Regions from separate parts of the Mus musculus genome. Here region 2 is linked to region 1. A link is a loop called in an ENCODE intact Hi-C map of the cell type or tissue named here. Cell type or tissue: left cerebral cortex. All regions are shown on one strand.

What was found. Hi-C counts contacts between places; a loop is a spot of excess contacts. Peaks named below come from ENCODE experiments on the same cell type or tissue, not always from the same donor. Only the 100,000 strongest peaks of a DNase experiment are listed, where the experiment ranks them.
Region 2: a loop joins it to region 1, with 3 times the contacts of the local background. A loop is called at or near these places in 14 of 42 quality-filtered maps.

What each region holds. Positions count from the first base shown.
Region 1 is chr6:138,159,242-138,167,241 of GRCm38, reverse strand. It overlaps Gm30213 (a long non-coding RNA gene), which reads right to left and starts at 687. Exons shown (of 5, transcript XR_869528.3): 1 at 389-687. In left cerebral cortex, a CTCF peak has its summit at 3,103 (motif pointing right); a DNase peak (open chromatin) is centred at 3,113.
Region 2 is chr6:137,792,709-137,800,708 of GRCm38, reverse strand. Dera (deoxyribose-phosphate aldolase (putative)) reads right to left here. Exons shown (of 9, transcript NM_172733.1): 6 at 3,827-3,955. Among named protein-coding and RNA genes, the nearest start is that of Dera, 42 kb to the right of the region's middle. In left cerebral cortex, a CTCF peak has its summit at 3,609 (motif pointing left); a DNase peak (open chromatin) is centred at 3,604.

The DNA of each region.
Region 1 (8,000 bases):
CCTGGTCTGGGGTACCACCATGTTGATGTTTGAGAGCTGTGCAGAACTGGCACCACCCCTAGACTGGGCATCATGGGAGATCTGGTGCCAAAGGTGTGCAAGCAGGAGAGCCATCTGCTCCTCCCCAGGTGCAGTTCTGAGGAAAGCAGGCTGCACCTAGCCTAGCACACACAGCCGAGCTGGCCCTGGTTGTAGGGGTTGAAGATGAGCCAGTCTGAGAGTGTGAGCGTGCATGGGAGAGGTAGCCCTGTACTCATCTGCTGTGTGGATACAGAGGGAAGGTGAGGGAGAGAATCATGCCACTCCTCTTGCCACTACCCACCTGCAGCAGTCAAGAAAGCTGACCACAGGGGATCTGGAGAGCAGGAGAGCTGTCCCTTCTCCTCACCTTTTGCAGCACTCAGAGTGGGACCTGCACTTGTGCAGCATAGTAGAGCTGGTCCTGATGTCAGGGGATGGAGGCAGGGTGGGGCAGGTGAGAGAGCTGTTCATGAGAGCAGGAGATCTGGTCCAAACCCTGGACTGCTGCAGCACTCCGGAGAGCAGACCCTACCTTACTTGAGCAGCTCTGCTCTGGTAGGCACAGATCCAAAGTTGCAGGACCTCCATGACCTAGGGAAACAACAAGATGTCTGAGAGGTCCCAGTGAGGGTCTGCTATTGATAGAGTAGCAGAACCTAGAGGTCTCAAACCAGATCAGTGACTTGTCCCAATGAACATTTGCAAGCAGAGAAGTGGGTGAAATGGTATACTGTGGGACACACTGATATACTACAGCTTCCACAATGATTTTTTTTCTTTTTTGGGGGGGTGGGGGTAGGGAGGTTACAAAGAGACAGGGAAATGAGTGGGATTGGGAAGCACGATGTGAAATTCACATAGAATCAATAAAAAGTTAAATAAAACAATTAGAGACTTCGGGAGAGTTTTCCTGGCCTTTTATCCACATAGTTTTATGGATGATATTGTGTGAGTCTCTCCGGAATAAATAACTTCTGGCTGTCTTATGTTAACAGCCATTGATAATCTTTGCTTAAATCCATTACCTCATTAGGTGTTGAAAAGATAAATTATTTCTTCAATTATTAGCTGCTTTGCTTCTAAAAAGAAACATTTCCCTCTCAACAGCTATTGGTCAAGTTGGGGTGTAGTTTATATAGGAAAAGTAGGATAGATTCTTGGAGGGTTTTCAAAAAAGTTAAGATCTCCAACAGTCTTCAAAAAAGTCTGTGTATCTTTTTAGATGTCTAGATACATAGCTATATATGTATATGTGTGTAATTGTAGGTATGTGCATATATAGTGTATATATGTGTTTCTACATACATATATAACATGCATGTATAACACATATTATATAGATAACCATATATATAATGTTTTAAGGTCTTCGTCATATGACAGTTTATTGGCATGGAGCCTATATATTTTATGTTCCTCAGATTTCTGTTCTGAAAATATTTTAAAGAGTTGCAGTTCTTTGCTGCAGTAAATGGCACCCCAATAAATATTATTTGCAATCATTTTCATATTTTTTTCCTAGCTCTTTCTAGGAGGTAAATACACTACCACCACACACACACAGCACACACCACTACCACTCTCACACACTCACACACACACACAACACAGACACAAAGACACACAGACAGACATACTACACACACACACACTCACACACACATAATGCACATGACTACCACTTAGACACACACACTATCTCACACATACACATACCACAGACACACAGCACACACCACTACCACTCTCACACACTCACACACACACACTCACACACACACACACATGCACACACACACACAAGCACATCAGTTCAGACTAATGTCAAACTTAGGAATTTTGATTCCTTTTATTTTACCTATTCAAGTCCACTTCTATAACCCATTTATGCCCTGCCTCAAATTCTGATTTTAGTAACTCTAGTTTAATTACTTTTTTCTTTTAGTCTACATTACATATTCTAGTCTCAAAATGATTTTGCCTCAACTGTTGTTGATATTCTTCCTATTATGTTGTTGTTTTCCAAATGAAACGTGTTATTTTAAAGTCACCTGGGACAGGTTCTTGATGGTCATTATGTCACCAGCAGTGCTCTCAATGAAGTCTTCTTTCTTTAACTTTCCTGGTTGTATATGAAAGGCTATCTGTATTGTAGTTAATTACTATGTAACACTATTTAATTACTATGTAACTTCAGAAAGTCATAGCTCCCAAAGGGGACATTAAGAACTCACTTTGTTTCTCGTCCCTAATGTAAGCATGCACACACACATGCATCAGGATCATCTTGTATCCTTAATAATAACTTCATTGTAGAGATACTAGCATAGACAAAGTCTTCTCCTTGTTATGGTCTCATAATAATACAATGTGCACGTCCTCAGATTTCTGTCCTGAGAATATTTTAAAGAGTTGCAGTGCTTTGCTTCAGTAAATGGCACCCTAATAAATATTATTTGCAATCATTTTCATAGTTTTTCCAGTATTTCATTCTGGGATAAGTCCCTAAAAGCAGCAATCATGTCATTTTTTTTTCTACTTAGAACTCCATCTCAGACTCTGATCCGAATTCTAGCTGTAATGGTTACTGACTTTGTTTTGAGTAGAGGAATCTGGGGTGGGTTGTTGAATTAATGGATTCAGAACCTGTTTCTGTGGCAGAGCTGTGAGAAGACCTGAGGCCCCAAATGGAATCACATATCACGTTTCCTTTAAAAAGCAGTAAGATAAACTCATCAAAGAAACTAGGCCCAGGTTTTCTGACGTCATCACAATGACTGCATTGAACGTGACAGGCATAAGACCATCATTATGGGCCAGTCTTAAATTAGTTGTAGATAGTGTAAGCTCTTTCTGAGCACCTGCTTGGTGTCATTTCGTCCTAGTGTGCTCTGTTCTGTTGACATTAAGACCTGCCATAGGATGTGATCGAACGTTAGTACTTTAAACTATCATTTATGAAAAAGGTGTGATTTGATTGCTTTCCATGGGAGGTGTCATGATTTCTACATATTTACTATGAGCAAAAGGACGGCATTAACTGAAACTTCAGCTTCCATCAGAGGAACCGCATCCTGGCATGAAAACTCAACCACCAGGGGGAGCAAACCAAAGTTCAGACACTGGTGAGAAACCCATGGCCATGAAGAAAGTAAATGGTGTCTCATTGCTTATGTGTGTGTGCTTGTGTGTGCTTGTGTGTGCTTGTGTGCATGTGTGCTTGTGTGCGTGTGTGAGTGTGTGTGTGTGTGTGAGTGTGTGCGTGCGTGTGTGTGTGTGTGTGTGTGTGTGTGTGTGTGTACACGCACACACTACAGGACAACCTTGGATCCCATTCCCAAGGAAGCAATGGTTTTATTTGTTGGCCCAATGCTTGTCAAGTAGGCTAGGCTGGCTGACTACTGAGTCCCAGGGATCTGCCTGTTTCCACCTCCCCAGTGCTTGGACTACAAGTGTGCACCACCATACCCAGATTTGTTGAAATGTGTGTTGTAAGGGATAACATTTATGCAAACACTTTGAACCATCTCATCTCCCCTGCCTGGAATCTCTCTCTCTCTTTTTAAAAAAATTAGACAAATGCTTAGGCATCATGACATAGTCTAACATCTTTCCACACTACATAATGTATGATATAGAACAGAAACAAATAATTTGAGTTAAAATAGAGGAAAATGTATATATAAATAACGTGTTTATTTTTAGTAGCACAGAAAATCATACAGTCAAATTTTGGTGGCAAGCGGCTTTAAAAACTGAGTTATCTCACTGGCCCTGAAGATCCATTTTTAGTACAGTATACATTTAGCACTCATCAAAGTACTACAGATAAACAGGAATCCCTAGGCCTCTGTCGTTCCTAGCTAGTAGCTGGTAGCTTCTTGCCTGAGTGCTTTCATTTCATTATAGCTGAAAATTTAGAGGCACTTTGTTATGTGACTGAGGCCACATACCAGGAACAAGGGGAGATCTCAAGTGCAGTTGGATGAGAAATTTGGAACGGAGACTATGGTAGTCAAGCAAGAGAGACTGTAACTCCCTGAAGAACACAATGTGGCAGAAAGAGAGCAGAATTCCTCAAGAACAGGAACTATGAAAATCACATTTCCCCCTAAATTATCACAATAGCGATTCTTTCCTTTACCCTAGATACATGCCCCACTTTGCAAGGTCATAAAATAAATGGCTTCAAGTTCTATACTTGAAGTCACTCTTATTTTGGGGGTGCAGGGTCTTTTCTATTACTGTAATTGCTTTGATTAAATCTTAGGGCAAGTTAGTAGGTGCCAAATAACTAGAAAACTCACTATCCTATTAGTGTCTTAAGGGAATTGTGAGGGTCATAGGTCGACATGTGTTGTAAAAAGCCCAAATAAACATTTCAGACTTTACGAGTCAAGAGACAGAAAACAGTGTGTCACAAAAGCAGTGTGTCACAAATGGACCCAGAAAACAAAAGGACTAATGGCTACAATGGCACGGTGTGCTTCTAAGTGTAACGATAATAATGCTGCCCCCCCTTCCTTTCTTCTCTCCTTGCATTCTTTCTTTCTCTTTTATTTTATCAAGACTCTGTCTCACTCATTTTATACGCCTGGCTACCTTGAAACTCACTGTGTAGATGAAGCTGCCCTGGAAGTAGTTAATCTGCCTCCTTCTCCTCCTCCTCATCTTCTTCCTCCTCCTCCTCCTCCTCCTCCTCTTCTTTCTTCTCCTTCTCCTTCTTCTTCTTCCTCCTCTTCCTCTTTTTCCTCTTCCTTTTCTCTTCTTCCTCCTCCTTCTACGCTCATTCTTCCCTCTCTTCTCTTCTTCCTCTCTCTCTCTCTCTCTCTCTCTCTCTCTCTCTCTCTCTCTCTCATTCTCAATTTATATCTACTGATAATAAAATGGAAACTTTAATTCTATGGATATAACTCTGCCTAATCTTGGTTCATTGTTAATGCCCTCAGACACTAAACTGCTTACAAATGTTCATTAGTGAAATACCTTTTTACCATGTGGTCTCTACCAAAGCATGCCAGGGCAGATTTAACCAACAGAATATCATGAATTGGTTTCCTCCAGAGGACCCCATTACAGTTTGATTTCAGTTATTTCAATGGTCTCTTTTGACTTCTTTACAAATGTATCTAATTCCATCTCTTCAGTGATGTACACAAGACATACATCACATGGGAGATTATTAGTAGTTTCATGAAGAATTAAGCATTTCCTTCTATTATGTGTCTTGAGATTTTGGCCTAGAGGACTCTAATTCTCAGGATCATGATTTTAGGAACCCAGAATGAATAGAGCAAGTAATTTACTTCTGGCCATTCTGGCTGTCCCATCCCAACACTACTACCTATCAGTGATTGGCCTAGTCAAGTGATAGTATACTCCCATTTGAAGAAAAACAATAAGAGTAAATCTTAAAATGGGGAGAACTCAATATTTATTTAATGTTTGGGAGTGTTCATGTTGTTTTAGTGACATGACATTAGTGACTCAGAGAAAATTAATTTAAGCATTATTATTATTATTCTAAGACATGAAACCCACAAAATGCTCTTTAGCTCACCAATTGTCTTTGACCCTGTTAATGAGGTTATGGGCTTTCTACCATAATTACTCCCGCATGTTGGTGCTCACAGTCTGTCACTAGAAATGAGTAGAACACCTGCCTCCAGAACAAATAGTGTTTTCAGTCGTAGATTCTTTCAATCATCTACTTCACTGTCTTCATTTTAAATGTGAAATACTGAAAAGAGATTGAGGGAGCCTCATCTGGCATTAAGGTTGGTTGGTGAGGAAGACATCATTAGAATAAATTCTTGGATCCAACCTCTAAATACGATGTTACAAAGGACAAGGTATCCAGGAAAAGGTGCTCTCCCATTAGCTATTATGCTTGTAGATTGAATAACACAGAAATTTAATGTAGCATTTGTTTTCATGGTTAATATAAGTCATGAACTACCATTTCAGCAAACACCAACATGGTCAGTCACATTTAGGTGAGTAACGTTCTCTGATCTACAATAACTATACCAATAGTAAAGAGCATTAAATTTTATGAAGTGCTTGGTTTGGGAGCAGGGTGTAGATTATAATTTCAAGAGAACAGACGGGGGCACAGTTTGGGGACCAACTTGGTTATAGAGGCGATAAGGCTATCCAAATATTTGTTCTTATCCCATCTGTCTTCCTAAGGCGACATGCTGCAAATGAGAGGGAGAAGGCCAAATTCATATGCTCACATTTTTCAAGCTTAGTTGTAACCATTGTTATCACATTGAGCCTACCATGGGTTACAGCTAATCTGACAAAATGACGACTGACACATTAGAGCAAAGGCTGCTTTCAGAGCATGAAGTTTTAAATTTAGATAGTGCTCCTACTATGTCTGGGTTGAACTTCATCATGGCATTGTAACCCACACAGAGTGGGCGGGAACGATTTTTCCTGTCAATCATTCCTCCATGCATACCTACCCTGTGTCTTGTGATGCTGAGGTTGCTCTCACTTGGGGATTTGAGTTTCAGCACTTTGATTCTAAGGTCAATTGTCTGGCATGTGACTTGCTTTGTCTATCTGTATGATGAACAGATGTTTTCCTGGAAGGCAACCATAGGATTCTGTTTCCTCCCTTGTTTCTTTGTCATGGACATGATGATGTCTAGGCCAGACAACTGGGTAAACTTGTTCTATGAATGATCAGATAATAAATATGCCTGTTTTGTGTCCTGTGGAGTTTTCTGTTACAGAAGTTTACTTCATTCTGCCACTATGGCAAAAAAGTAGTTTGAGAAAATACTAAAACAAGTAAACATAGCTGTGCTCCAAGAACACTCTGTTTCCAAATGCCATCAATAGCTAGATTTAGCCCAGAAGCCAGAGTTTACCAAGCTCTGTCATGGAGGATGAAATACAATGTAGCACTGAATTGGCTCCAGGACTTTTTCTTGAGATCTTTCTGGATCAGCTCATTTTGGCTTTAACTGATTCCCAAAATGTGGATGTGCCCTGACATCCAAAAGTTCCTGACAAGTAACTTATAAATGACACAGGAGCTGATTCATCCAAGGCCCCTCAACCCTACAGAGGCCTTGGTGAAAGCCACTGCTGTGTACCAATCTACCACTAACACAGCAGGTCATGTGCCAATACGTTTAGAGTTAGAGATAGGGCTCAAAAAGCAGTCAAACACCTTGACAATATCTTAGGCTCAATAAAGTCTCAGGACCATGACTGACATAAAGGCACAATTCTATTCACATTCCAAACTATTTCAATAATTAATGTTTGGTGGGAGTGGATGTTTGATTTTTCAAGACAGAATTTCTCTATATAGTTCCTGTCCTAGAACTCACTCTGTAAATCAGATTAGCCCCAAACTCACAGAGATCGACCTATTTCAATCTCCCAAGTGCTGGGATTAAAGATGTGTGCTACCACTTCCTGGTCTTAATACTTTTCTTATTTAGAGTTTTTAATATTTGTTGTGTGTGTATGTGTGTATGTCCATGTTTGACACTTGTGTGCATGTGTGGCAGTCACAGGAAAACCTGGAGTCTGTTTTCTCCTCTTATTACATGAGTTCCAGGGAGTGGGCTCAGGCCATCAGCCGTACTGGAAGGTGCCTAAACCTGCTGAGCCATCTCGCCAGCCCAACAGTTTTCTTAACTGCAGGTGGTTTATCTTGTTCATATACAGATGGAGATGTGTACAGTTTAAGCTTAATGATGTAGAATTTTAGGCATCTTCATACTCTGCGTTAATTTTCCTCTTAACTTTTAATCATTAAAATCATGTGGCCTTGGAATAAATATGCCAGGAATATTTTCCCAAAGTCACTATTGTCAGTCTCTTGGTGATGTTCCAGAGTCTGTATTGTCCTGTTTTGTATTTTCCTAAAGTCCAGTGAACTGGAATAATGGCTCACTCGCTCACACACACACAGTCTCAATCTCTCCATTTTTACAGCTCACACTTTATGC
Region 2 (8,000 bases), 370 kb after region 1:
TGTGACTACAGACCCTACAGACATCAGACTAGGACCATGGTGAGCTGTGACTACAGACCCTACAGACATCAGACTAGGCCCACGGTGAGCTGTGACTACAGACCCTACAGACATCAGACTAGGACCATGGTGAGCTGTGACTACAGACCCTACAGACATCAGACTAGGACCATGGTGAGCTGTGACTACAGACCCTACAGACATCAGACTAGGCCCACAGTGAGCTGTGACTACAGACCCTACAGACATCAGACTAGGCCCACGGTGAGCTGTGACTACAGACCCTACAGACATCAGACTAGGACCACGGTATGAACAACTTCACAACCACAATCCTAGCAGCTCAATGCATCTGGGTGGCAATGGAGCGGATATCTGTAAGAAAGCTTGCAGTCTCTCGGTTATTCATTCGGGGGAGTAGCAAACAAAACAGTAGCTACAGTGTGAGTTACGGGATGTTCTCAACTGACGAAGCCTGTGGATGTCCATACAGCCAGGTTGTGCTGCTAGCGAGCAGGCAGACCGCATCACACCGACCTTAGAGGGTCTATGGTGCTTTGAATGGGGACGGTCCCACGGGTTCACTGATATCAGTGATGAGCCCCTGCTGACGTACAGTTTAGGAAGGAGGAGAAGATGCAGCCTTGATAGGAGGTGTGTGCCTGGATGTGGGGTTTGAGGTTTCCCAAGCCCTTGCCAGGCCCAGACTTAAGCTCTTGCTCTGGACCTCTGTCCCCACAGCTGCCATCACACACCCAGCCAAGGCAGGTGTGGACTCCCCCTCTGAAACCGTAAGCGATTCCCAGGTAAGTACCGTGTCTTATGAATTACCGTGGCCATGGCATCCTCTCACGGCACTAGAACAGTAACTAAGAGAGTCACTCAGAATCTGCCGGGATGACAGCAACGTTACCTCCTGACTGCAGTAGTCAGATGCAGGTGACTGCATACTGTCTAAGCTTCTCACACCGTATGGACACTTAACACATTCCAATGAATGTAAGCTCAACTCAATGAGATTGATTTTTTTTTTTGTCAGAAAAAAATAAAGTATTTTTATTTGGGATTAGTCTGTGCATTATATAGAAAACTAAAACAAAAATACAGAAACCCACTGAATTTGGAAAATACTTCAGTTCCATTATATGTAGCAGCAGGATAAATACAGACTGGGAAGCAGGCTAGACGCTATAAATCATAAAGTTCACAAAGACAACGAACGTCCTTCCTGAGAGCTGCTGCTTCTGAAGAAGAAGCCGCACTGCAGTGGACGTGAGCCAAGCAGAGGTCAAACTTGGACTGCGGGCCTGCTCGAGCTCTGGGACCTTAAGAAAATCTCCATTAACTCGGGGGTGGTGAGAAGAAGATCAAGGGACATTAAAAGTATTTGTCAGCAACGGGGACATAGAACTCAGTGACAGAGCACTTGTTCAGTGGGTGCACATGCACACAAACAGAAAACTTAGTGTGGCCCCGATGGACCAGAAAGAAGGGTCCCAGGAAACTAAAAACAGACCTACTGTGCAGTCCAGCGCCATCACTTCTGGGTATACAGCCAAAGAAATCAAAGCCAGCACAGACAGAGAAACCAGCATGGTCATGTTTACTGAAAGACTGGAGTCAGACTAGATGTAAAAAAACAAAACACAGAAAGCAGTGTATATACACGCACAGTGAGGCTATTCGGCCACACCCGTCCTCTCCTATGTGGAGTCATATGCTTTTCCTATAAAATCAGAAGAGAAACTATTAATGTGGGGGAGGGAAGATCAGAGGAAGAGACAGTAATTCTTGCATATACAACACACACACACAAGGCAGAGGGAAGCCACCTGTGAGGACGGAGGAGGACCACAAGGAATAACAGGGAGGGAGGCCAACGTGAACGGAGCTCACTGGTGACGTGCGTCTGCAGCTTCACCACAAAGTCTGGCCTTTTCTACACTAGCTAAACTCTAAACTAGCAATGTAAGAAGACCAAACTGAGAATGAATCTGTTGATGTACCCCACAGCTACAGGCTCAACAGGCTAGTTAAATGGTGAAGCAGAGCCCATAAACACAGCAGAGGGCAAACTGCACAGAAAGCAAGGGCAGTGGCAGCTTCCAGCCAGTTTTCTCTGGGCACAGCAGATGGAGGCGGCCTAACACCACCTTCCCTCTGGGAACTGCTTGTGCAGAGCGTCCACGGCTGACCTTTCAGAAAGCCCATACTTTTTTCCGGACAGTGTTATAGCTGTGGTAAGAGACACCTCAGGGCAGCTCAGTTGTGGCCCCATCAAGTGCCTTGGCCTTGCGAGCATGCTGACACGGCAACACCCTCAAAGGTGTCCCACAAATGGTTGCTGCCATGTTTGGCTGCAGCTCCTTGAAGATGGCCTCAACTTTTCGTTTGTTGCCCAGACTAGCAGTCTCTTCCTTGGCTAAGAACCAGAAGGGGACCACATGTCTAGCTAACACACTGAGGGCCTTAACACAGTCACCCCAAGTCACAATGAGCCTTCTACTGTGGACTGCTGAACTCCAGCACCCCAGTGCTGTGCAAAGTACTCTATTTCTACTTAGCCTCAGATATTTAGGGATCTGGCTTTAAAGGACACAAGCAGCAACAAGTACCCACAGGGCCGGCAGCAGGGACCAGGCCGGATCATCCTCAGTGGCCTGGCTGATGCTCAGTAGAGTCCCAGGGAAGCATCCACTAGGCCCGACGGCATTCAAAAGGCACACGAGAGTATCCAAGGCTTATATCTAAAGTATAAACATCTACAGCGTGACCACAATGAATGGCCTGAACCAGGGAAGCCAGGCATCTTCATCCCAGAGTTAGGGCCCCTAGGGGACACCTCAAAATCAGCTCTCACTCCCAGCACAGTGAGGCGTGTCATCTAATAGAGAATTAATCAATTAATCGAAAGGATATGGAGCTCTCGAGAAGATGAATCAAGCGGTGGGGAAGGAAGTGATGCCAGACACTGGCGTGGCTGTGCTGAAGTCAAGTGTGCTGAGGACAGAGGCCTTCGAGGCAGGGGCCCAACATGCACAAGGACACAACGGAAGCTGAGTCCAGGAGTGAAGGGGAAGGAGACAGGAGAAGACACAGACAGAGGGCCTGGAAGTTGCACTCCATCTGGGCATCTGGGGGGGGGGGGGACGGTTGTAAAGAAGTGGGGTCATGATCAAATCAGCGCTGAGAAGGCCATTTAACAGCACAGAGGAGAGAAGACTAGAAAGGGCCAGAAGTAGGGACGGAGACCTGAGCTGAAGTAACCCACTCGGGAGGGTTTGCCCAGGACAGCAGCTGCAGCGTGGAGAGAGATGCAGCAGGCCACTCCCTGGTACAGTGGAGGTGAGAAAGAGGCCGGCGGAGCTCCAACCTGAGCGGATGCGTCTGCTCTGTGCAAAGCAACAGAGGTCAATAGAGGTCAACCTCTATCTGAAAGTAAGAAGAACGCCCCCCGGATTCTTCCTTACATTAGCAGGAACAAAAGCAGGGGCCACTTGAGAAAGCACAGACAGGTCTCAGAAAGACGCAATGCTAAACTAAATCCTCTCCAGCACACACGGAGGAAGAATCAACTAGCACAAAAGGCAATTTGCTAACAAGAGCGCCATCTACTGCTACATAGGGAGAGCGCAGCAAAAGAAAAATGCTACAAACCAACAGAAAAGTGGACAGAGGCCCAAAGTCTCCATTCACAAATCTCATCTCAGCCCTCTGGAAAGAGGATGACGGTAGCACTTGCAATACCATCCAAATGCTTGTCTTCCCTTGTTTCTCCTAAAACCGTCGACCCAGTGGGCAGCAGGTCTGAAGACACGAAGCTTACCTGCCATCATCGCTACCAGGCTGGCTTTGTAGACGTTGGTGAGAGAGCCCAGTTCGCCCGTAGCTAGGATGGTTTTGAGATGGGCCTCGCCACAGGCCTTTCGAAACTGAGTGACCTCATCGTAGAGAGCTGTGGAGGAAACCATTGCAGCTGTTACAAAGCAGGCAAGGGGTAAAGGTGGCGGCTCTTTAGAGCCAGAAGAACCCACTTCGGATTTAGGAAACATAAGACATTTGCCACTTACTAAACATCACCCCAATTTAATATCGCCTAGAGCACCCTGCTACAGTTCACATTCAGTGCCTGGTTTGACACCATAAAACTGTTCCCAAGCCCTGGGCCTGGGGTCAAGAGTCATAAAGCCTCTTAAATACCATTATGAAGACATGCAAAGTACAAATAATTTCTACTTTTTTCCACGTGATTAGGACCTGAGGGAGAAAATAAAAGCAAATCTATCTGCCATACATATAGCATCCAGTTACTATACCACGAGGAAAAGATATCCTGCGGTTCCTATTCATTCTCCTCCAGAGGTAGCAGGTTCTCTTGTTAGCGTTTAAAGCAGACCTTTCCTGGGAGACGAGCAATGCCGATGCAGGAAGAGCTCACTGGCCACCACTGTAGACAGTAAGTACATGAGAACATGAGGTGATGGGCTGGCAGGTGCACTGCAGGTATGTGAGGAAAGCTCACGCTAGTGGTGTGCACTGAGGTGGCTGTCAATCACCCAAGCTCTACTTCACCTTCCAGAGCTCCAGACAGAGCCTGCGAGCAGCCTGGTAAGTAGACTAGACAGAGTCGGGTCGACAAAGCAACCAAAGACACATGGCAAGACCAAACTGAGGGAAGCGGCTGAAGGAAAACCAAACAGTTCAAAGAAACCAAAGCAAGCGAAAACCAACTCGAAAACAAAACACAAACGAAACACACACAAAATTAAAAACATGTAAAACAAAGAAAAGAAATACCAGTAAAGAGGCAAAAATGTTAGTAAACAAAATCAATGTGTTTCAAAAGCTACTTAAGAGGCATCTGTCAAGGATAGCATGGGCTTTAGCCTTCTCCCCCTAGCCTACCGTCTATCTGATTCCCCAAACTCTGGAATCAGAAAATCTGCCACAATGACCAGGGTGGCTTGTGTGTGTCTTAGGGGAAGCTGGTTTTACACACAGGATGTCTGGTGTTTGTCACCACCAGATTGTCCCCACAGAAGGTCTGAGGTGACAGCCCTGTCTACCCCCCTTCCCCTGCCCATGTAACCTGACTCGTGGAAAAGCCATTTGACCTAAGTGCCCACTGTGACACTGGAGTGTCTTAAATCATAACCCCTTAGCAGGCAGTAACAATTTACTTTCCACTCAGGAAGGTGACTCTAGGGTGGAAGGACCTTTCTGGAAACTAAATCTAATGAGAACATTGTTCTTCTAGAAAAAGTGACAGGATGACTTGTGGTCTAAAAACCCAAGAATGCTAACCTGGTTAACCTGTGACTTGAAATTCTGTGGTAAGCAAGTAACAGTGGGCTCCCTGCTCCACAGCCTGACAGAGGTGAACAGAAGATGACTGCAGATGTGTCACTTCCTGTAGGACTCAGGCAACACTGTATTCAGTCTCAGTCCTATCCTTAGAGTACCTTATATGTACCTTATAGTTATTATGAAGATGAGGGAGAGGGGCAGGGACAGGGACAGGGAGAGAGAGAGGGAGAGGGAGAAGAGGGAGAGGGAGAGAGAGAGAGAGAGAGAGAAGAGAGTGAGTGTGTGTGTGTGTTTTGTGAAGTTTAGTATTATAGTATCTTGTTGAAATAAGTTTCCATCTTGTCTGACAAAAATCAAATCTAATTTCATAGCCTAACTCATTCCCCTTGAAGAGACAAGAAATTCTGCTGTATGGATAAAAATCTTTAAAGATATTTAACTATAGCTTTTGTCACAGTGAACTTTGATCTGAATAACAAATTCATAAACTATTGATTATGATCATGTTTATGAAAAAAACACTGCAATTCTTTTAGTGACCATTGGATTTATTTACCTGTAGTAAACAAACCAGAAAAACAAGATGTGGTTTACGACCAGCAGCTGGAGGGTGTGGGGGGGCCCTGCTGTTGAGGTTGTAGTCCACCACGTAGGGATAGCTCTCTGAGCTTAGTGCAAAACCGAGAAGTCCCTTTCTCAGCGGGACTTCCCTTCTTCTGCTTGGCCTTGGCTGGAGTGTCTCTGAGCAGGTACAAGGGGCCTTGTCCAGAGAACGACCCCGTGCAGAGCTCTCTGCACGTACTACACACAAGTCCCGCTCTAGCCTCCCACCCACACGATAATTAGGTGTTGTGTTATGGCCAATCAGCCCTTTCCACCCATACCCCTAAAAGCCTTATATACCCTGCCCTGGAAAAATGAAGTAGAGCTGTCTCACTGAAGCTAACTCCTTCTGTTACACTCACGATGTCACTTCTGCCCTCACAGGCTGGTGGCCCACGACCCCGGAGGAAAGGGAGACCCACACGAGGGTATGCTCTTTAACTCATAACCCAAACACAAGGGATGTAAAGGGGCCACCTCCGCATCCGCGCCCTTCACTCTCAATGTGCTAATTTCATGATGTCAGCAGTACTGCATGTTCCTGAGAAAGTATCTGTAGCTTGGTTTTATTCTATTATTCTGTGTACATAGTACATATGTAGCACCGTGGAGACCCTGTCCCAAAGGAATAAGACAGAGAGTGATGAACACGGTCTCTCATGGAGCCTGAAACTCACTCACTGGCTAGCCTGGCTGGCCAGTGACGCCCAGGTATCTACATGGTTCCATCCATCCATCCAGAGCTGGAAGTGCAATGGGGACCAGCAAGGCTTGCTTTACTATGTGGGTTCCAGGGCTCAAACTCACACCCTTGTGTTCAAGCCCTTACTGTCTGAGCTCTCCCTCCCTCTTTCTGCTCCAATCTGGATTCCCTGAAGAATAGAAAACACATCCTCTTTGGAAAGAGCCTAAGGAAGCAGCCCTCTGGCAGAACAATGCACTGCAGTGCTCAGAGTTTCTATCAGGCCTTCCCAGGCCCCTGTCTCTAATTAGTTACGTCACCTGACAAAGCTATTGAACATCCCAGGGCTCCATTTTTCTTCACTCCACAGCCATTGTTCAAGTTGTGAGAATAGATGTAAAAGTAATTGTTCGGATGATTATGAGGGTAATCAACTAATTATGCTTCTCTCACATCCACCTTTAATAACAGGCACGTGGAAAATGAAGATTAAACTCTGCCTTACTCTAGAAGCTAAAGTCTTAGAACTGAGGGCACTGGCTCGGAAGGACAACTCAGAAACTGCCTTGTAGCAGATCTCTGCAGAGATGGCAGACACAAGGCAGTCCCCACTACCCAGGGCCTTGAGAGCAGAGACAGGCAGGAAAACTAGAATTTCACAGCAGGTATGGGACACACCTGAAGGATGCGGAGGGACTTAGTTTGCCATGGAGAGTGACGGACACTCTACCTAGTGAGTTCTGGGAACTCCAGTAGGATTTGTTGACTGCAGTCAGCAGTATTAGGCCAGGGAGATGTCCAAAGAGCTTCAAACATGTTATATACAATGGCACTGACCATGTGAAGGTTGACCAAACAGATGGCCATACTGAAGGTCATGGGAACAAGGTTTCTTGTAACATTAAAGGACATAAATATGGGAGGGTACGTGTGTGAGGACAATACCTCAGATATGAGATCATAATAGATTTTTTTTGTGAATTAAAGGCCTCTAAGATAGATAGATAGATAGATAGATAGATAGATAGATAGATAGATAGATAGATAGATAGATAGATGGATGGATGGATGGATGGATGGATGGATGGATAGATAGGTGGATACATGGATAGATAGGTAATACATAGATAGACAGACAGACAGACACACATACACTGAGGAATAGGCAGGCAGACAGATAAGACACAGCTATAAATATGTGCTTATGAACGTTGTGACGATGAATGTGTTCACACAGTTGCTAGATCTGGCCACTGAGTATGCACAGAACATCAGCATCTGAATAGTGGTCAGTGTATCTGGTAACAGTGGTACCCAGATAAGAGGACCCAGGCTTCTTGGAAAACAGCTGTTTCCAGGCTCAAGGCTTTAAAGAAATTCGACGACGAGCCTGAATCAGCTTTTATAA